Regions from separate parts of the Homo sapiens genome. Here regions 2, 3, 4, 5, 6 and 7 are each linked to region 1. A link is a contact called in ENCODE Hi-C or POLR2A ChIA-PET data. All regions are on one chromosome and are shown on one strand. Each heading gives the region's core, a stretch centred on a gene start or an enhancer-like site at or near the end of the contact. The rest is flanking DNA. Distances are from core to core; before and after follow the strand shown. Region 1 holds the start of LINC01055 (long intergenic non-protein coding RNA 1055). Region 2 overlaps RUBCNL (rubicon like autophagy enhancer). Region 3 overlaps LRCH1 (leucine rich repeats and calponin homology domain containing 1). Region 4 overlaps LRCH1 (leucine rich repeats and calponin homology domain containing 1). Region 5 holds the start of RUBCNL (rubicon like autophagy enhancer). Region 6 overlaps LRCH1 (leucine rich repeats and calponin homology domain containing 1). Region 7 overlaps LRCH1 (leucine rich repeats and calponin homology domain containing 1).

Region 1 (2,700 bases), core at 1-2,500:
GAAGTTGGTCACCAAAACACTCAGAACATTCCAGAGGTGACATCACAAAACAATATGGTGTTTTTCAGGGCTCATGGTTTCTCTCTGAGCATCACAGGTGGGAATGAGGCATCTGACAGGCAGGAAGAGCTTGTGGGTGCTGTGACTACTTGGCTGGTCAGGGTCAGTGTGACACACACAATAGCCCAAACATTAGCCCCCTGTTGGGTCATTCCAGCTGCCATTCGTATTCTCACTGCCAGGCTAAGTTGAGATCCCTATTCTCTCTCCAGAAGTGGCATCTTCTTGGAGTTGGGTCACTCAAGAAGAAAGAAACACAAACTGAACTCTTCCCATACCAAGGGAGAAAGTGTAGTCTGAGGTGTTTTCTGACACTACTCAATTCCTTAATTCTCTGACACCAACTGTGTGCCCTACAATTCAATTTCATCCTGATGCTATCTACCAGAGTTAGTGTTACAGAGCTGAAGCGGCTCACTACCCAATGCAATAGAAGCCAATACTAAAACACTAAGTTCTTTAAAAAAGAAAAACTTGTATATTGAAAGTCAACTCCCAAGGAGACAAGAGTCAAGCTCAAATCTGTCTCTCTGTGCTGACATTAAGGTAGTATTTTTATTAGAAAAGATTCAGGGGGTGGATTCTGAGATTAGTAGGTGATTGGTGGATGGAAATGGGAGGTCTGGAAAGTCCCAAAGAGTAAGAAACCAGTTACTTAATTTTTGAGTTTCAAGATAGCAGATAAGAAAAGAAACTTAAGCCGCTGAAACTCCCTCCACTTGTGAGATCAAGAAAAACCTGGCTGAAACTGGTTGGAACCAAGATGGCTAACTGGAGCTTGCACAGAATAAGCTTGCTGATGTCATAGCCTGAATTTCCACCACGTTTCATACTAACTCTCCCTGAATTTGCCATGCAACTCAGGAGTTAACATGAAGAAATAACTATGCATGCCCAAGGACTTTCCAGACCTCCCTTTTCCTTGCACAAATCACCTACTAATCTCAGAATCCACCCCCTGAACCTTTTCTAATAAAAGTACTGCCTTAATGCCAGCAGAAAGAGACAAATTTGAGCTTGACTCCTGTCTCCTTCAGAGGTGACTTTTAATATAAAGCTTTTCTTTTTTTCAAAAATTTGGTGTCAGTGTTGGCTTCTAGCACATTGGGCAGTGAGCCCCTTTTGCTTGTTAACAAACTAGAACCCCAGGTGAGACGAACAGCCTGTCCAAGGTACTGTTGCCCCTAGTGGTGTGCAGGCCCCCTGCACTGATCCTGAGTGGCCACCTAGACCAGGGTGTCCAGAGGCTCGACTATAGGGTTCCTTCTTCTCCACCATGGCACTTCAGGCTCCCTTGGCACTTCTCTTTTGGGAAAATAAATTGCTTCTGGATTAGACATCTTTCTGGTGAGTACCTTGTTAATATGCCCCTGTACTTTTAATTGTCTTTGAACTCATCATAACGACTGTGGGTTCAAGTCCCACCCTGTGGTTTAGGATTATGGATGAGAGTCCCAACCTTGTCTAGGATTGTGGATTTGAGTCCTACCCAAGGGGGATTCTGGTCAGTTCAGAGTCCCAAATCTGGTGTATGTTTAAGTCCCAAAGAATTAAGGCAATACTAAAAAGCTACAGCCACTAAGATAATCTAGTCTGGTTCTGATTTTTGTTGGTCTGTCTGTATTTTTGGTCTGTGTAGCAATATTTGGCTTAACAGAGGTCAAAGACTGTGATGGCTACAGCAGAAGCCTTATGAGATCTCCAGACTCCTGCACACTCAATTAGAACAAAGCAACTCCATAAACTAGAAAACCTGAAGAAAAATGGCACATGTAAAACATTTTCAGTCAATCCCTCTTTCTTCTTCTGTCCTTAAAGAGTTACCATGTAGTCTTCTAAGTTCTTTGCCTATTTTTCCTTCCTGACTACTCTGAATCTGCTGACTTTTCTGCTGGTGTTGAAATAAAACTTACTGTTCATGGTATTACTAGTTTCAGGTTACTGGCTAAAGAAAAAAAAGGAAAGAGGTCTTTTAAAATCAAAGTGCCCTGGAAACTGCTTTGCTCATCAGGGCAAATAAAATTTAGCCATGTGAACAGATTCCAGTTTTATCAGGAAAATAAGTTTGATCCAACTGTCTTGTTTATGCATATACATGCATTATGTTATATGTTGTGTCTATATGGTACCAAATTAGCTTATAAATAAAAGAGTACTGATAAATTAAATAAATAAGTCCAAATGCTTTCAAGTTCATTTGACTTTAATAATCTTTGGAAAATTAAAAAAAAATTATTGATAAAATAAAAATAGATATGTCTTCAGGATTGTCAGCATGTATTTTTGCCTGTGTTTACTGGTCAGCTGATATGTGCATCTGATAGTTATTTTAAGATGTCCAGGTTTGGCAAAAAGTTATGAAATTACAAACCCGGCCAAAACAGAATAATCTTTGTTTATGTGATTCTTTTGATAAATAAGACTAATTTAATATTGTTGGTTTAATGAAAACAATGAAATCCTCTGATTTATCAGCAAAATATCTGTGTATTTCACTTTAAAGTTCTTGCTTAGGTGAACACCTGATATTCACAAGCTGTAAAATGGTTAACAAGGAAATAACTTAAAATGGTGACTAGCTTTGTCTAATATCTCTATTCTCATAACTAATCTAGATAAACTGTTAAAAACAAATAAATT
Region 2 (2,700 bases), core at 143-2,642, 640 kb before region 1:
CTCTTTTCTTTATAAATCACCCAGCCTCAGGTATTCCTTTATAGCAACACAAATAGACTCAGACACTGGGGAAGCCATTTAAATTATCTAAGCCTCTGTTTGTAAAATGAGGGATATGACTCTCTGCAGTTGAGATAAGGATTAGAAATGAAAATGAAGCACCCACTAAAAGGCCTGGTACAAGCAAGGGCAAATGGTAATAATGAGGTCTAGACAGATTACAAACTGAGTCATACCCCTTATTTTCTGTATCTCTGGGTAAGTTACTCCCTGGGTCTCAGTTTATAATCTGTAATACAAGGATTAGAACAATAGCTACTGTTGTGGGTTGAATTGTGTCCCATGAAAGAATATGTTAAAGGTCTATGCTGGTGTCTGTGCTGTGGCCTTTTGGGAAGTAGGGTCTTTGCAGAGGTGGTTAAGTTAGGATGAGGACATAGTGCATTAGGATGAGTTTTGATCTAGTGACTGGTGTCCTTATAAGAAAAGGGAAATTGAGAGAAGAGAGAAGATGCAGGGAAGAAAAAAAGCAGAGGTTGGGGTGATGCATCTACAAGCCAAGGAGCACCAAGAATTGCTGGCAGCCCCCAGAAGCCGGAGAGAGGCAGGGGGCAGATTCTTCCTCAGAGCCTTAAAAAAAAAACCCAACATGGCTGACCCCTTGATTTCAAACTTCTGACATTGAGAATTATGAGAGAATAAATTCCTGGGGTTTTTTTGTTTTGTTTTGTTTTTGTTTTTGTTTTTTTGAAATGGAGTCTTGCTCTGTCACCCAGGCTATAGTGCAGTGGTGCGATCTCAGCTCACTTCAACCTCCGCCACCTGGGTTCAAGTGATTTTCCTGTCTCACCCTCCCGAGTAGCTGGGATTGCAGGCGCACGCCACCAGGCCTGGATAATTTTTGTATTTTTAGTAGAGACGGGTTTTCACCATGTTGGCAAGGCTGGTCTCTAACCCCTGACCTCAGGTGATCTGCCTGCTTCGGCTTCCAAAAGTGCTGGGATTACAGGCCTGAGCCACTGCGCCTGACCCTGTTGTTTTAAACCACCCAGAGTGTGGTCATTTGTCTGAGACTTCGGAATTCAAACCTGCTGGAAGGAACGTGGTAGACATGTCAGGAAGGGGTTTGACATTCAGTTTCTGCCCCCAGGTCTGAGCCTGCATGGCTGGCTTAGCCACCGTCAGATGCTACCTGCAGGAAGCCTTCCTGAACTCATCGCCAAAGGAGGGTGAAGTGTGTCATTTTTAGAAGCGTGCTTCCTTAAAACAAGCATTTAAGGATCTCTGTCTTTAAATAATTTCTCAACTGGTATGGGAAGGAAAACCGTAGTTCCCCTTTTTCACTTCACTAGAAACTAAAACAATACTTTTATGAGTAATGCTGAGGTAGCAGGCTGCAGACACAATTGGGAAGCTTCAGCACAAACATGAGAAATCGAGAACCTTTGCATCCTCGCATATCTGGGCAGCTCTCCAAGCCAAGGGGACTGAGGATTGAAGAGCTTAACCACATAGGTTAAGCAAATTGTGTATTTTTCCTTGCACTTTTTTTTTTTTTTTTGAGACAGGGTCTCGCTCTGTCGCCCAGGCTGGAGTGCAGTTGGCGTGATCTCAGTTCACTGCAGCCTCTGCTTCCCGGTTCAAGCGATTTTCCTGCCTCAGCTTCCCTAGTAGCTGGGACCACAGGCATGTGCCACCATGCCCAGCTAATTTTTTTCTGTTTTTGGTAGAGACGGGGTTTCGCCATGTTGGCCAGGCTGGTCTCAGAAGTGATCTACCCGCCTCGGCCTCCCAAAGTGCTTGGATTACAGGTGTGAGCCACCGCGCCCAGCCCTTCCTTGAACATTTTCTGGCCTCTGCTTGTGCTTCCAGGCTTCTTTCTCCCCAGGGCTGCCCCCTCTTTTCTAGTCCTGCCGTGTTCCTGCCTCCATGGTCTTGTTCTTCTTGCATCCCTTGCCTGGGATCAGGACTGCCCTTTCATCCTGGAAAGAGGCCCTGCTCTGGCCTTCCTCGGGCTACGTACATCCCCATTGGTGAGGAGACAAAGGGCAAGCGCACCCAAAGCCCCCACCCCTCCTGTTAGATCAAATGGAGCCCCAGACAGAATCCCCTGCCCTGTGGTCTCAACCCCACTTTTAGGGCTGCTCAGGTCTTTCCCCTGGTCCAGCCTCCTGAAAGTGAACTGCGCTGCTAAGACCAAGAGGCAGCCAAGGGGCAGCTGCTTGTAGGATGGAGCCAAAGTGGGAAGAGAGAGGGGCAGGGGTTGGCCCAATGCTAGCTATACCTGAGCCACCATGCTCCAGAGCAGAGCAGTGAGGAGTCAAAGATTTCAAAATTCAAACCTGCTTTCTCGGGTCCTGATGAAGGGATATTCACCATGGTAGGAAGATAAAACATATTTCAAATTTTAAATACTTGGATATATGGCATGTGGACCTGTATTTGTACTCTTGCATGGGCTCTGCAGATGGGAGTGGTGGGCGCTTCCCCTTTTCATCTCCCTCCCGATCTTGCCCATTCTTCAGCGTACTGCACGTGCACACACATGCTCCCTTCTCCTTACACTCTGATATCTGCATTTACCTCATTATTCTACTGGGGACAGCTCTCTGAACTTTTGGCAGCCTTTGATCCTTTCTATCTGCCCTTGAAAGTCTCTTGGAAGCTATGAGAGAGACTTTATTCTCCCTTTGCTCCTGC
Region 3 (2,700 bases), core at 190-2,689, 870 kb before region 1:
TGCAAATATAATTAAGGTTAATCAACTGTTGAGTGGGCCTGACCTAATTAGGTGATGCCTTTAAAAGAAGAACTGGGGGCCAGGTGCAGTGGCTCATACCTGTAATCCCAGCACTTTGGGAGGCCGAGGTGGGTGGATCACTTGAGGTCAGGAGTTCGAGACCAGCCTGGCCAACATGGTGAAATCCCATCTCTACTAAAAGATACAAAAATTAGCCAGGCATGGTGGCGTGTGCCTGTAATCCTAGCTACTTGGGAGGCTGAGGTGGGAGGATCATTTGAACTCTGGAGGTGGAGGTTGCAGTGAGCCGAGATGGCACCGAGGTTGCACTCAGCCTGGGCAACAAGAACGAAACTCTGTCTCAAAAAATAATAATAAAATAAAAGAAGGACTGGGGCCCACCCTCAAGTCAGAGACCTTTTCCTGCTGGCCTGAAAGAAAAAAGGCCACCATGAGTTCCACAATCACAAGGGACCGAATCCTGCCAACAACCTCGAAAGCTTGGAAAAGGACTCCAAGCTTCAGATGAGAGAAGCCCCAGCCAGTTCCTTGAGTACAGCCTTGTGAGACCTAGGGCAGAGAATCCAGCCAAACTGTGTCTGGACTCCTGATCCATAGAAACTGTGCCATCATAAATGTGCATCATTTTAAGCCACCAAATTTGGGGCAATTTCTTATGAAGTAATGAAAAACGAATACAAATGCCAACATAGTCCTAGCACTGTAATGGAATGCTGGAGACTGTAGACAGAGAAGTGCAATACAGTAAGGTGAATAATGATAAAGGGTAAATATAAAATTCTACTGAACCTCAGAAGGGAGCCTCTAATCCTGGCTGGGCCAGGTTGAGAACATTGAAAGGAAAGAGGCATGGCTCTCCAATATTCCGAAGGACACCACAGGAGACAACATGTAAAGCTCAGGGCTCTAATCAACGATAGCAATGTGAACATGTTGTGATAGCCTCCTTGGTCTCAGAATGGTCTCAAAATATGCACAGATCATTGGCATAGGGAGCGCAATTATTTCTGCTGAGTTCAGCAGCAACTGACAACTTCACTCAGGACTCCCAGTTATCAGAAGCCAAGGCATTTAAATGGTTTCACTTGGGAATTCTAACAAGTTTTTTCCCAACAATCTTAAGTCTACGGAAAAAAATTAGAACAAGACATTCTTATTTAGGGCCTGCCTAAAGGGAGCATTAGTATTAAAATATGCTGCCATGCATGAGAACCTTGCTAAAACTGCCTTTGAGTTTCTTGTTTCTCTGGCTTAGGAGACTGCCCCATAAGTTACATGAACAAAAGGCTCACGGCAAATGTCTAATCCAGCTGGCTTTCTCCTGGTCGCCAGCAAGCCTCAAGCCTGCCACTTTCTTTGGCCATAATCAGCATGTGCTTAAGGAATGCTGACTAATTCCAACGTTTGTCCAGGCAGGACACAGGGAGGTAAATCCACTGCCAAAAATAAAAATGCATTCCAAAGTCGAGTATTAGGTCACTCTGAGATGATGTACTATTTTATATCACTCCTGCCAATCCTGTGCTGCCGTTAATCAAGCTCATTCTCTCTCCCTCTGGACTTCTCAATGGATCCTCTTCACTCAAGGACTCAGGAGCCTGCTTCATTCTCTCATTTTAGCCAAAAAGAGCTTCATACATGCATTTCAGGAAAAATTTAAAGAGAGAGAGAAAGAAAACATGACTTACCTAAATATAAATTAGGCAATGGTTTCTGTATCATTCAATTCCATTTAAATCCATCCCATGAGCACACACTGATCTTGCTTTCAAGTCATTGTCCAAAGTTGAGGAAGTGTTGCTGACATCTAGTCAACACAAGAAGCTGACAAGCAACAGCTGTGCAATGCTTTGAAAACCCCTTCTGGAGGATTTTTGCAAGTAGGAATGAGACCACATCCCCCCCACAACACACACACACACACACACACACACACACACACATTCATGCACAGATTTTTCAGTTATGCTGCAGAGCAATGTGTCCTTCAACTTAGAGAATCATTTGTGTGCACAGCACATGAATGAGAAAGCCCTCCCACGCCCAGTTCTATCACCAGAGTCACAAGGTTGCAGTAAGAGCTCTTTATTTAGATAATCACACACGCATCTTGTGGTTCTGTGACTCTAAGTCATACGATAGACTATCTTCATCAATGTCTGGGGTGCACAGCTGAGCTTAAACTCCACTCCTAAAAAAAAAATTAATACAATTATTTGTGCTGGTGATGATAGAGGGGACCAGCAGCACTGCACCCTATCCAGCAGTTCTCTGTTCCTGTGGTCAGAGTCATTGACAATGTAGAACAGGAATGAAAGGAAGGCTGGACCCTAAAGAGGATTTCTGCCTATTAAAAGATGATGGTTCTTGTCCAGTAGGTATATTTTGGTTGGAACTTTTCATTTATCCCACTATCCATTGATCAAAAGGATTGGAAACTGTTATTCCAATATTCCAGAATGTGCTTATAGATACATCATGTAAACCTCATCCAAAGGCTAAACAGAATATTTATTATTACCACTGCCAAAAAGGACTTTGTTTGGATTTTGCTTTCCAAACACACAAGGAAAAAATTAAGAAAAAGCAATAAATAGCCCATACACCAAAAAAAAAAAAAAAAAAAAAAAACCCCACACACAAATAAATGCCAGACAACCGAAAGTAAACAAGTGCTTC
Region 4 (2,700 bases), core at 133-2,632, 900 kb before region 1:
TTTTTAATACAACAAAGCTATTTTTTAAGTAAGCTATTTTTAAAATAAAAAAATTAAGATCGGTGGCGTGAGCCACCGCACATGGCCAAATACCTTTAGTTTTGAAAGGGCTAAAGAGTTAACACAGGAGAGGGCTAATACATTTACCCTACATGTTTTCCAATCCCATTACGTATCTCCATAACAAATAACCTGAACTGTCTTCATGGTCATTGATTCATTCATTTAACAAAAATGAACTGAGCACCTACTAGGCTGTGGCCACAGTTCTAAGGTAACATAAGGTAAATTGATTCTATATTATTTGTTTCTACCTACATAATTGAGGGGCTAGAAACATGGAAAATGCAAATATTTCTGAAATAAAACTACTACTAATAAATGCTACTAAGTTTAATAATAAAATACTACTAAGTTTAATCATAAGACTATCACTGATGGCCAAAATTTCTTGACATTGTAATAGTTCTTCAACAATATTATTTAGTCATAATTATCAGTCAGCTACCAAAAAAAATGAAAGTAACAAATGTTGGCAAGGATGTGGAGAAACTGGAACCCCTGTGTACTGTGGGTGGGAATGTAAAATGGTGGAACCACCATGGAAAACATTATGGCAGATCCTCAAAAAAATTAAAAATAAAGTTACCGTCTGATCCAGCAATTCTACTTCTGAGTATACAACAACAAAAAAAAATTGAAAACAGGGTCTCAAAGAGATATTTGCAAACCCACGTTCATGGCAGCATTATTCACAATAGTCAAATTGTGGAAGCAACCCAAATGTTCATTGACAGAAGAATGGATAAACAAAATGTGGTGTATACATGCAATTAAATATTAATCAGCCTTAAGAAGGAAGGAAATTCTGACACCTGCTACAGTATGGATGGACCTTAAGGACATTATATAATGCTAAGTAAAATCAGCCAATACTAAAAAGACAAATACTCTATGCTTCTATTTATATAAGGTACCTAGGGTAGTCAAATTCATAGAGATGGAAAACAGAATGGTGGTTTCCAGGGGCTGAGCTGGAGAGAGGGAGATGAAGAGTCATTTAATGGTACAGAGTTTCAGTTTTGCAAGATGAAAAGAGCTCTGGAGACTGTGCGACAATGTGAATATGTAACTGCACACTTAAAAACAGTCAAGATGGTAAGTTTATGTGTATTTTGCAATTATAAAAAATATATATCAGACAGTGTTTACCTTCGGGGTTTTTATACCATAGAGCATTGCCCATGGTTCTGGATGCGAAGAACAACTTCTCAAGGATCCTGTGTAAGTTGAATCCAGGCTTTGCAGCAGCCTAAGCATTTCCCTTACCGAAAGCCCATCCCGGAAGTTCTGACTCTAATTCATTGTCTAACCAAATAGCCTTGCAAAACCATTTCCTCAAAACCCAGAGCAAGGCTATTTTGTTTGTGTTCTTTTTTTTTTGTTGTTGTTAGTGGTGAAACTACAAAAGTTACAGAAAGTATAGAAAGATGGACAACTTTTCCCCTTAAATTTATTGAAATTAAATTTTATTTACCCTGTAGAATGTTATCTTGAAATTGAATTGTTTTTTCTTGAACCTACAGAATATCATGCATACAAATGTAAAATTTCTATAAATCTGCAAGCGTCTTTTCCCCCGAGACAAGCAAGTTCCTGTGTTGCCTATTTTTATACCAATTGTACACTAAACTGGGGCACCCTGGCTGCAAGAGGGCCAGACAAAACTGCCCCAGGGCTGCTCAAAAGAGGCCATTTTGCACATAAAGAAATAGTGTTGTTTCTGGAACTTCTAGAGGAAAGAGTACATACGCTGTATGCCAATTTACTCAGAAAATGCCTCAGAAACCATGGAGTTTAAACTCTATTGTCATTTTATTGGGTGCCCGCCACCTTGACCGGCTAATTTTTGTATTTTTAGTAGAGACAGGGTTTCATCATGTTGGCCAGGCTAGTCTTGAACTCCTTACCTCAGGTGATCTGCCTGCCTCGGCCTCCCAAAGTGCTGGGATTACAGGCATGAGCCACCGCACTCAGCCCACACAGTGATCCTTGTTATTCATGATGGTAGTTCTGTCTATGAAGTTGCCTTGAACACCGCCATAGGAAATACTAATCCTTAGCTTCTGGGGGAAACACAGGGTTAGGTTCCTGCAAGCCTCTGGTCACAAAATTTTCATCAACCAACTTATAACGTCATTTTATGTGTGTTTCTGTTTTTTAAAAAAAAAATGGCTTATTTGATCTAAGTTGTTGGTTCATTGACACTAAACTCACAGCCAACAGCACTAAAGCCCATGCCTGAAGAAAGCTTAGCTAACACATGTATTTTTCCCTATAAGGCACATCACAGCCTTCTTGCACTTAAAAACACTGGACAGGGCCAGGCGCGGTGGTTCACGCCTGTAATCCCAGCACTTTGGGAGGCCAAGGCTGGTGGATCACCTGAGGTCAGGAGTTCAAGTCCAGCCTGTTCGACATGGTGAAACCCTGTCTCTACTAAAAATATAAAAATTAGCCGGGCGTGGTGGCTGATGCCTGTAACCCCAGCTACTTGAGAGGCTGAGGCAGGAGAATTGCTTGAACCCGGGAGGCGGAAGTTGCAGTGAGCCAAGATCAAGCCACTGCACTCCAGCCTGGGCGACAAGAGTAAGACTCCATCTAAAAAAAAAAAAAGTCCTACTGGACAGTTCTTTAGCC
Region 5 (2,700 bases), core at 189-2,688, 690 kb before region 1:
TCTTCTAAGAAAGCCAGGACCGGTTCACCTACGTGTCATTACCAGTGCAGGCAGCTCAGAGGTCCTTCCCCGGGAGAAGTCAGGGCACCGCGAGAGAGAGCTTAGCTTCCTTCCTTCCTCCATCCCTCCCTCCCTTCCTTCTGGGACTTAGGTTCCTTCCTTCCTTCCTTCCTTTCTACTTTTCTTTCCTTCCTTCCTTCCTTGGCTTTGGTTCCTTCCTTCCTTCTACCTTCCTTCCTTCCTTCTTTCCTTCCTTCCTGGGCTTAGGTTCCTTCCTTCCTTGGCTTAGATTCCTTCCTTCCTTCGCCCTTCCTTCCTTCCTTTCTTTGCTTTCCTTCCTTCCTTCCTTCCTTGGCTTAGGTTCCTTCCTTCCTTCCTTCCTTCTTCCCTCCCTCCCTCCCTTGGGTTCCTTCCTGCCTGCCTGCCTGCCTTCCTCCCTCCCTCCCTCCTTCCCTTCTTCTCCTTTCTGTTTTTTTTTTTTTTTTTTTTTGACAGTCTTGCTCTGTCGCCCAGGCTGGAGTGCAATGGCGCGATCTCGGCTTACTGCAACCTCCGCCTCCCGGGTTGCTCCTGCTTCAGCCTCCCTAGTAGCCGGCATAACAGGCACCCGCCACCACGCTCGGCTAATTTTTATATTTTTAGTAGAGACAGGCTTTCACCATGTTGGCCAGGCTGGTCTCGAACTCCTAACCTCAAGTGATCCATCCGACTTGGCCTCCCAAAGTAGGTGCTGGGATCACAGGCTTGAACCACCGCACCCGGCCAGAGCTTAGGTTTCTATTCGTGACAACTTTCTGTATTGGTTGGCAGGTTCTCCTAGCACCACCATGATCTCAGGACTAACCACTGCACACCCGTGATGGGATTCCAAACCTTCGCTGCAAGAGGACAAGGTGACGAGTTGCTGACAGTGAAGGCTAAACTAACGCGGACAGTGAAGTGCTACATGAGTCGGACTCAGACTCCAGGTGAAGCAGCCAGCAGAGGTCAGAGAGAGACAGCTCACGTTCCGGGTAAGTTGCAGGTCGATTTCAGGGCCGACTCATCCAGATTACTCATTCTTCATTTCAGGCAATTGTATGACTGCTAAATACTGCTGCTGGGGGCATCTGGGGTTGGGAAGTCATTTCTGCCAGGTCTTTGACCCCTGAAAGCGTCGTTGCGTCTCGCGCCGCGGGTAGGCAGGGCGGGATTTCTAGGAGGACCGGCAGAGGCGCGCATAGGTGCGTGGTGCTGGGCCCGGGCGCCGCGGCACCGGTGTAGGAGCGCGCATCTCCAGAGTTTCTTCCATCTGGGCGACGTCTCGGTGCCTGCGGCGGGAACGGCGCTTTGCTTCCCTGAGGAGCTTCTAGAGAGCTACGGTGGCCCCCGTGTGGGAGGCGGGGGGCGTGGCGGCGTCGGGGCGTCGCTGTCCCCTCCTCGGTAGCTCTCCTCCCTCCCCTTTCTGCTGTTACCGGGAGCGCGGTGGCCACGGAACGCTGCCCGGAGCCGCGCGAGGGAGGACCCGACGCGCGGCGTTTACCCAGCGCAGCGTTCCACCGCTCGGGTTTGGCTGGGTGAGGCTGGCGGGGCCGGGGGCGAGATGGGAGCGGCGCGGGGTGGAGAGGGTGGTTGGAGAAAGGGAAGGGAGGGCCGCGGGAGAGGTTGGATGGTGGAAGTGGCGCCAGAGAGGTTTGTGCCCAGCAGAGACACCCAGGTATCTTAGGGTCGCTCAGAGCAGTGTCGGGGACCCCTTGGAGACAGTAGGAAGGGGCTCCTCGCGGGGTGGCGGATTTCTATCCGGTTGACTTTGTAGAGTGAGGTTGACCCTGTGTTCGGCTTGGGCCGGGAAGGGCGCAGAAGCGGGACCTCAGGACACTTTTACGCAGGGCGATTCTCAGAGACTACAAAGCCTGCGCCCTGCGTCCTCCCAGGCGCAGTGTTCTGGGATCAGTGTCTTTTCTCTGTTTTCGTCCTCAACACAGCCAAAGTCGTGGATATGTGGTGACAGAAAAACATTTGGCTACATAACTGAGCTAGGCTGGAGTGTGAAATCGCGGCGTGTTATTTGGTCCGGGCGCCCTACATAGCAACCCCCACTCTTCTCGCCCCCAACCCCCCGCCACGCCGGACACGGTCAGGCGGGCGTTCCCCCAACCCGCCCCTTGTGAAGTCCACCTGCTGAGACTGATACAGATCCCCTGCGAACTTGATGCTGTCCGCTTGGAAAACGTGGAGAACTTTCAGAGGAGGGGTTATTTCGCCTTGAGTGAAAATTAAGACTCAAAGGAAAAGGTATACTCAAGAGCTGCCCTTACTGGGTTATTTCTGTGGAATTTGGAAGGATCTTTGAATTGAAGATGTGGTGGGAGCGCGCAGAGAACAGAGAATCCGTAAGCTTGAGTTTCTTAGACCCAGTTTCTTAAAGCCAAAGTAGCGGGGAGATCTTGGCAAGTCAAGAAACCTTCTTGAACTTCAGTTCCCTTGCCTCAGGGGGAGAATACTCCAGCCATACCCCACTGTGTGGTTTAGAAGGTTAATGGCCTGGAGGGAGGGAAGTGTTTTGAAGCCTATAAAGTATCCTGTGAAGGTATCACCACATTGCTGCCCACTGAAACACTGCCGGCCGCCGACAGAACTTTGTTTGGAGCCGAGTTAAGACAGCATCTTTATGGCAGTGCTGGGGTTTTCGTGATTACCGGTCCAGAGTGTCAGGACACC
Region 6 (2,700 bases), core at 146-2,645, 980 kb before region 1:
CCCTCTTGACACATGAGAAATGGAGGCCTTGACATTTATAATCTTCTATATCCTTAGGATCTCCCTGAATCCCACTCTTCCTCTTGGCTCTGGGAGCCGTGCTGGGCTCTTCACTCCCCCACACACCCCCAGCTACTCCTGCAGTGTAGACCAGTGCTCTCTCTTAGCTGGGTGCTATCATGATCTCCTGACTGGTTTCCATACATCAGTCTCCGCCTTGGATGCATCCTTCACAGAGCGGCCAGAGTGCAAATGCCATCATGCTGTTCACCAGCTTAAACACTTGCAGAGGCTCCTCAACAACTATAAAGTCCAAACTGGGCAGTAAGGCCAGTATCTATGATGAGGTCTGTCCATTTCTCCAGCACTTTTTCTCTGAATGTCCCTCCTCACAACCTACACTCCAGCCATGTTACTGCTTCTGGCAGTTTTCAGTATTTCATAATTCCCAAACTTGTTCATGCTCCTTCCCTGCCTGATATGCCAGTCCCCAATATTGTCCTCTTGTCCCACTGACTCATTTTTAAAGACTTAATTCAAGCCTCAACCTCTTTCGTGAAATCTTTCACGAGGCTTCCCCCACCTCTCCCACTCTGATCTAATGCCCAGGGAGACTGACCACTTCTTCTTGTGTGGTCCTTTAGATAGCATGTCACTGTAAGTCATTTGCTCATGGGTTTACATTCCCCTTTAAACCTATGAGCTCCTGGGTGGGAGGGACCATGTCTTATTCATTCCATCCTCCCACTGCCAGGTGGAGTGCCAAGTATAAAGTAAGGGATCAATAAATGTTGGATCAAACTTCTAAAATCCACTTACAGTGACACTCCATAATACTGTGGCTCCTTCTGTCTCCAGGACCCTAGGACCCAGGATGCTCCAACATACATACCAAATCCCATGCAGGTCCCACTTGGCATCACAGAACTAAAGATACAAATGATTCCAGTGAGATCAAGGCCTTAAATATCCCGCTTTACTTTTGAACCTGGAAAAGCTCTCCCCTTTCACCATAGAAGGCAGCAGAGCCTCGTTTCAGAAATCTGTTTCACTTTCATTCAAATAAGATGAACTCATCATCGACCAATCCAGTGAACACCCCCAGGCTCCACATTTAGACCAGGCTGTACACAACACAGTTGATCCCTGCCCTCTAACCTGGTCTCATCTAAAAGGCTTCAGGTGATCTATCAACCTGTCCTCACCAGGACAGTGCTCAATGGATACCACCCGATGAAGAGGAACAGTATCACTCTTGCTAAAAAGGAATGAAGTTGTCCTCTATAAAGGCTGAGTGTGCACAGTGCAGATACCTCCCCAAGCTTCTCTGTACAGCTGTCTGATGGGGGAGGTGGGGTGGCACGGGCTGAGAGCACCGGGTGTTCAGCAGCATCACCCCCAACTGCGGTTGCTCTATCCCTCCTGGCCCAGAAAAGTCACACACAAGTTTGAGAAAAACACTTCCAGTGTTTAAAACAAAAACAGAAACAAACTCCACAAGCACATCTGCAGAGACAAAAACGTCAAAGGAAGTAATTACAGAATTAGGAGGTCCAGAGATCGTGTTCAGTCACTCTCAGCCCCTCGCTGAGTCAGTAAATTGCCCTGCCTTTCCGAATGTATTTCCACATGGGAGAAGAGAACAGTGAAATGCCATCTTTTCCCAATTACGGGGGCCTTTGCTCAGTCACAAGAGCCAACAATCAAATGCTTTCAATGAAAGCTTTCTTTGCCTTAACTAAGTTACAAATAAGCAAAAGGTGCCATTCCATCCTATTTTAAAAGAGTCCTCACACAAATACCACACAGGTGAGTCCTAGAAATGCAGGAAATCAAATCCTTCTATGGAACTCATGACCAGATACAGTCACTTGGGTGATGTTGTTGGCAGGAGAAATGGGCGTGCTCGTGGGGAAGAATTAGAAGGAATTATTTGCCATCTCTAGAGAAAATGGACGTTATTGGCATCTAAAACAAGTTTTTTCAGTCTTGTGAGTGACAGCACGAGAAAGATCCTTATATAAATTATGGAAATCACAGATTTTCAATATGAAACTGACAATTTCCAGAAGCTTCAAAGACATAATTTTTTAAAAATCTTTCTCTGAATAAATAAGGAAGGAGGAGAGGAAAGCAAAAAGATAACAGATACATTTAGGTAGCACGTTATTCACAGCATGAGATGAAACTAAGCCTTATTCCATTTTTTAGTGTGAACTATACTCACCTTGCTCTTTGCTGGTCATGGTTGAGTTAGCTAGGAAATCAAAATATGCTGTTTCTCTAATCATAAGGTGATTTTTTTCCATCGTATGTTTCTAACATAATAGCCTTATTAAAAAATCAACTCCCCCTAGCGATATTTGAAAACTTATTTGGCAGTAGGGAAAATGGTCAATTTACTTTAAAAAACTTCCTGTAACGATAAATACAAGTTTTTTTCCTTCTGATTTAGAGGACAGGATATCTGTAGACAATTCAAAACACAAAGTCCAATTGTCCATTCACATTTTGGAGGGTATATGGTGAAGGTCAAATTATTTTAATAGTACTCTGCACTGTTGTCAATTACTTCCTGTCCTGACAAATAATGGGGGGAAAACGCCCAAGCAGATTTAGCACATAAGATAACATTTCACTACTGTGTAATCAATATTGTAGAAATAGTGCAAAACTCTATTCCCACAAGGCATTGAAACT
Region 7 (2,700 bases), core at 101-2,600, 950 kb before region 1:
TTATAGGACTTGGTAAAGTGCAGTGTTCTTAGAGGATATATAGTAAGTTGATTACTGATGAAATGGCAATGTTTCACAGTGCTTTTTATCTGTCTCATTAGACAAATAAATGCAATTTGGAACTTGTTCATTTGGGGCTGGCAGAATAAACTTTGACAATATATATATTGTAAACAAAATAATATATACAACAAAAAAAAAATACAATTGAATTAGGAGTGGGTATTTACCTCAGTTCCAGAGCACTAACCTGCTGCACAAAGATCTTAACAACTCTATTAAGATCAGAAACAGAACTGAAAACAAAACCAACACATTCTGACACTACTGTAGTTATCAAAGTCATAATATCCCTTTTGTGTCTCTCTGTTCTTTTTTTCAATACACACTGATCCAAAACAACAGCTATGATCAGGTGATATGTAATAATGGGAAAATCCTCCTTGGAAGTTATGCCAAATATGAACTATCCTAAAAGGAATTCAATCTGATAAGAAATAGCCAATCATTCACTCATTCACACTTTATAAAGCCTGTCAGCTACCAATGGCAATGGACATAATTTTACAGGCACAATAATTTATAAACACATTAATAATTTTAGGGACCATTGGCTACGGGTTCCACCTTGAAAATAGATGCCCAGTGAGCACTAGAAAAGGCAAAGCGTAAACTCCACATGGTTGGCCGTGCGTATGCACTGGATGACTCCAATGGCCTCTTCCAACTCTGCTATCCTGTGAAAAATATTTTCAAATTTTAAGTCAGTTCACTTTCAAACTCCAGTTCAGTTCACTGTGTTTTTGGTGTCTTTCTGCTGATCTGTCATTTCACAAAACAAAACCTGGCTACCAAAGACCAGCTCGAAAATATATACATTAATATACACACTAAAGTGTTCTCATTTTCTCTTTGAATGGGGTAAGATCTTCATGAAAGAATGTGGGATACACATTTTTATCGAATTGAACAAAACTCCTCCTCCTTTCCAGTTTAGGAAGACATCATCAATTCTTTCATTTTTTTAAGAGAGAAGAAACACTAGCCTACAATTGAGACTTTCTTTAGAATTGTCAGTGCAAGGAGAGAAGACATTTCTTCTACAAGTAAGAAGAAATGTAGTTAAATTTAATTTTTAGTTCACAACAAAAAAAGTATAAAGTCTGTGTTTTCTAAGGCAACCCTAGCATGCAAGACACTTGTCCCAATCCAAGATGACTTCTCAGTGTGACTCCCAGAGGAATGTGGGGATACGGGTTATAGGACCATCAGGAAGCTGGCTCTTTCTGCACATTGTTCAGCAGCCGAAAAGAATGCCAGGCTGCAGAGAAAGCAGCCAAAACAGATTCCTTTTATGGTGTGATAACATTTTGTTCAAGAGACCGCCCTGTTCTTTACAGGCAATGCTTCGGAACCCACTCCTAGTAGGTTGGGAGAGGTTGGGGCTTCTAATGAATAAACCAGGCCTAGCTGAGTGTATTTCACCCTAGAAAAGTAAAAGCACTCACCACGACTTCTGGAAGCAATATGATCAAATACTATACAGAACTTTCATTTCTTGGCAGCCGCTAACGCTGAAATGAGACTTTTTAACCAAGGTCCCTATTCTTAGATTCACAACACTCCTACTATTGCCAAGAGTTTTGCTAGTCTGGGTTATTTTATTTTCCTATGGTACATTTTCTTCATGAGGCTCATCAACAACAAACTCTCTAGCATCTTAAAATAGATTTTAAACTTTGTGAGGCTTTCCTGTGTAACTCAGGTTCAAAGTGTTGGTTCCTCTATAGGAACAAATCTTGCTTAATCATTTTTATTGTTCTTGGCCACATGTCTTGGATTAAGACACTTTATAACAGGAAAAGACACAGTGGCACATATACTAAACTAACATAACCTTTTGTTGTGAACGCCAAGAGGCAAAGATTAAAAGCCCAAATCCTTCAAACACAGGCTACATAAACAGCAGTAAATTAATATTTTCCACAAACATAACATTTCTGTCATGTGAGAAAATGTGAAAAATATGTAAGTGTTTTTAACTGCACTTCACAGTAAGGATTTTTTTCATGTGCTAATTAAATTTATCTCTAATTTAGGACTAGAGGTTGTTGGCAACAAGCAGCCTTTTGACATTTAAAGACAACATATCAGCCAAGAAGCTGGTTAGGGAGTGACATATCACCACCACCGCCACCATCATAGTCATCATCATTATCATCACCATCACTATCACCATCACTATCAAATATTTATGGCTGTTTACTCAGCTGAAATACACAATATACCCCAGAGGGTGTAATCAGTTTTGAATGTTTCCCATGAATTCAAAGTAGCTTCATATGGCATCTTCCTACTTTGGAATATACAAAATTAATAATTTCTACATGCAATTTATTGAGAGAAGAAAAAAATCTAAATACAGTGAGGTCACATTGATTTTAAGTACAGACAGACAAAATCTGTGAAAATTTGAAAACCAGCTTCTTGGCACTATTTGATCTAACAAGTCTTTCTTTTCAATTAATAGAAATAAGAGGAAAATTTCTAAGTGCTACAGAAAAGAAAGTATTTTAGGGTACTTGTTTATAAAATCAGATATACTTGCCTATTTGTTAAAGCTCTTTCAGATCATACTATACTTGATATCATCTACCTTAAGTGTGAGCTCAAAAGCAATTTACAGTTTCTTTAATTTTA

The links. A loop is a pair of places that touch in the nucleus more often than their neighbours do. ChIA-PET counts read pairs that join two places held with the same protein, here RNA polymerase II (POLR2A). Pooled maps may share reads with other maps.
Region 2: a pooled map shows a loop between it and region 1 (7-fold over the local background). The contact joins the enhancer-like site here to the promoter of LINC01055 in region 1. A Hi-C loop is called at or near these places in 9 of 50 pooled maps. POLR2A ChIA-PET finds 5 or more read pairs at or near these places in 2 of 52 experiments (activated CD4-positive, alpha-beta T cell and naive thymus-derived CD8-positive, alpha-beta T cell).
Region 3: a loop to region 1 is called in a map with no recorded cell type, with 5 times the contacts of the local background. The contact joins the enhancer-like site here to the promoter of LINC01055 in region 1. A Hi-C loop is called at or near these places in 4 of 37 single-sample maps with no recorded cell type and 2 of 50 pooled maps.
Region 4: a map with no recorded cell type shows a loop between it and region 1 (16-fold over the local background). The contact joins the enhancer-like site here to the promoter of LINC01055 in region 1. A Hi-C loop is called at or near these places in 3 of 37 single-sample maps with no recorded cell type and 4 of 50 pooled maps.
Region 5: a pooled map shows a loop between it and region 1 (9-fold over the local background). The contact joins the promoter of RUBCNL here to the promoter of LINC01055 in region 1. A Hi-C loop is called at or near these places in 15 of 37 single-sample maps with no recorded cell type and 5 of 50 pooled maps. POLR2A ChIA-PET finds 5 or more read pairs at or near these places in 1 of 52 experiments (naive thymus-derived CD4-positive, alpha-beta T cell).
Region 6: a loop to region 1 is called in a pooled map, with 5 times the contacts of the local background. The contact joins the enhancer-like site here to the promoter of LINC01055 in region 1. A Hi-C loop is called at or near these places in 4 of 37 single-sample maps with no recorded cell type and 4 of 50 pooled maps.
Region 7: a pooled map shows a loop between it and region 1 (5-fold over the local background). The contact joins the enhancer-like site here to the promoter of LINC01055 in region 1. A Hi-C loop is called at or near these places in 4 of 37 single-sample maps with no recorded cell type and 4 of 50 pooled maps.

The regions. Positions count from the first base shown.
Region 1 is chr13:45,699,734-45,702,433 of GRCh38, reverse strand. LINC01055 (long intergenic non-protein coding RNA 1055) reads left to right here and starts at 1,250. Exons shown (of 4, transcript NR_125786.1): 1 at 1,250-1,407. CBY2 (chibby family member 2) reads right to left here and starts at 114. Exons shown (of 3, transcript NM_152719.3): 1 at 1-114. The coding sequence starts at 43. RefSeq lists enhancers at 602-901, 1,352-1,431.
Region 2 is chr13:46,337,908-46,340,607 of GRCh38, reverse strand. It overlaps RUBCNL (rubicon like autophagy enhancer), which reads left to right. Exons shown (of 15, transcript NM_025113.5): 15 at 1-2,700. Among named protein-coding and RNA genes, the nearest start is that of LINC00563, 41 kb to the right of the region's middle. RefSeq lists an enhancer at 1,417-1,496. Within about 2 kb of position 1,392, at least 2 of the 41 ENCODE cell types and tissues checked have a DNase peak (open chromatin) inside an H3K27ac peak, as active enhancers do.
Region 3 is chr13:46,574,775-46,577,474 of GRCh38, reverse strand. All of the region lies in intron 1 of LRCH1 (leucine rich repeats and calponin homology domain containing 1), which reads right to left. Among named protein-coding and RNA genes, the nearest start is that of LRCH1, 23 kb to the right of the region's middle. Within about 2 kb of position 1,439, at least 7 of the 41 ENCODE cell types and tissues checked have a DNase peak (open chromatin) inside an H3K27ac peak, as active enhancers do.
Region 4 is chr13:46,597,338-46,600,037 of GRCh38, reverse strand. All of the region lies in intron 1 of LRCH1 (leucine rich repeats and calponin homology domain containing 1), which reads right to left. Among named protein-coding and RNA genes, the nearest start is that of LRCH1, 46 kb to the right of the region's middle. Within about 2 kb of position 1,382, at least 5 of the 41 ENCODE cell types and tissues checked have a DNase peak (open chromatin) inside an H3K27ac peak, as active enhancers do.
Region 5 is chr13:46,385,990-46,388,689 of GRCh38, reverse strand. RUBCNL (rubicon like autophagy enhancer) reads left to right here and starts at 1,438. Exons shown (of 15, transcript NM_025113.5): 1 at 1,438-1,556. RefSeq lists enhancers at 662-771, 792-891, 922-1,201, 1,582-1,671.
Region 6 is chr13:46,678,371-46,681,070 of GRCh38, reverse strand. The region is part of intron 3 of LRCH1 (leucine rich repeats and calponin homology domain containing 1); the gene reads right to left. Among named protein-coding and RNA genes, the nearest start is that of ESD, 120 kb to the left of the region's middle. Within about 2 kb of position 1,395, at least 18 of the 41 ENCODE cell types and tissues checked have a DNase peak (open chromatin) inside an H3K27ac peak, as active enhancers do.
Region 7 is chr13:46,654,666-46,657,365 of GRCh38, reverse strand. The region is part of intron 2 of LRCH1 (leucine rich repeats and calponin homology domain containing 1); the gene reads right to left. Among named protein-coding and RNA genes, the nearest start is that of LRCH1, 100 kb to the right of the region's middle. Within about 2 kb of position 1,350, at least 9 of the 41 ENCODE cell types and tissues checked have a DNase peak (open chromatin) inside an H3K27ac peak, as active enhancers do.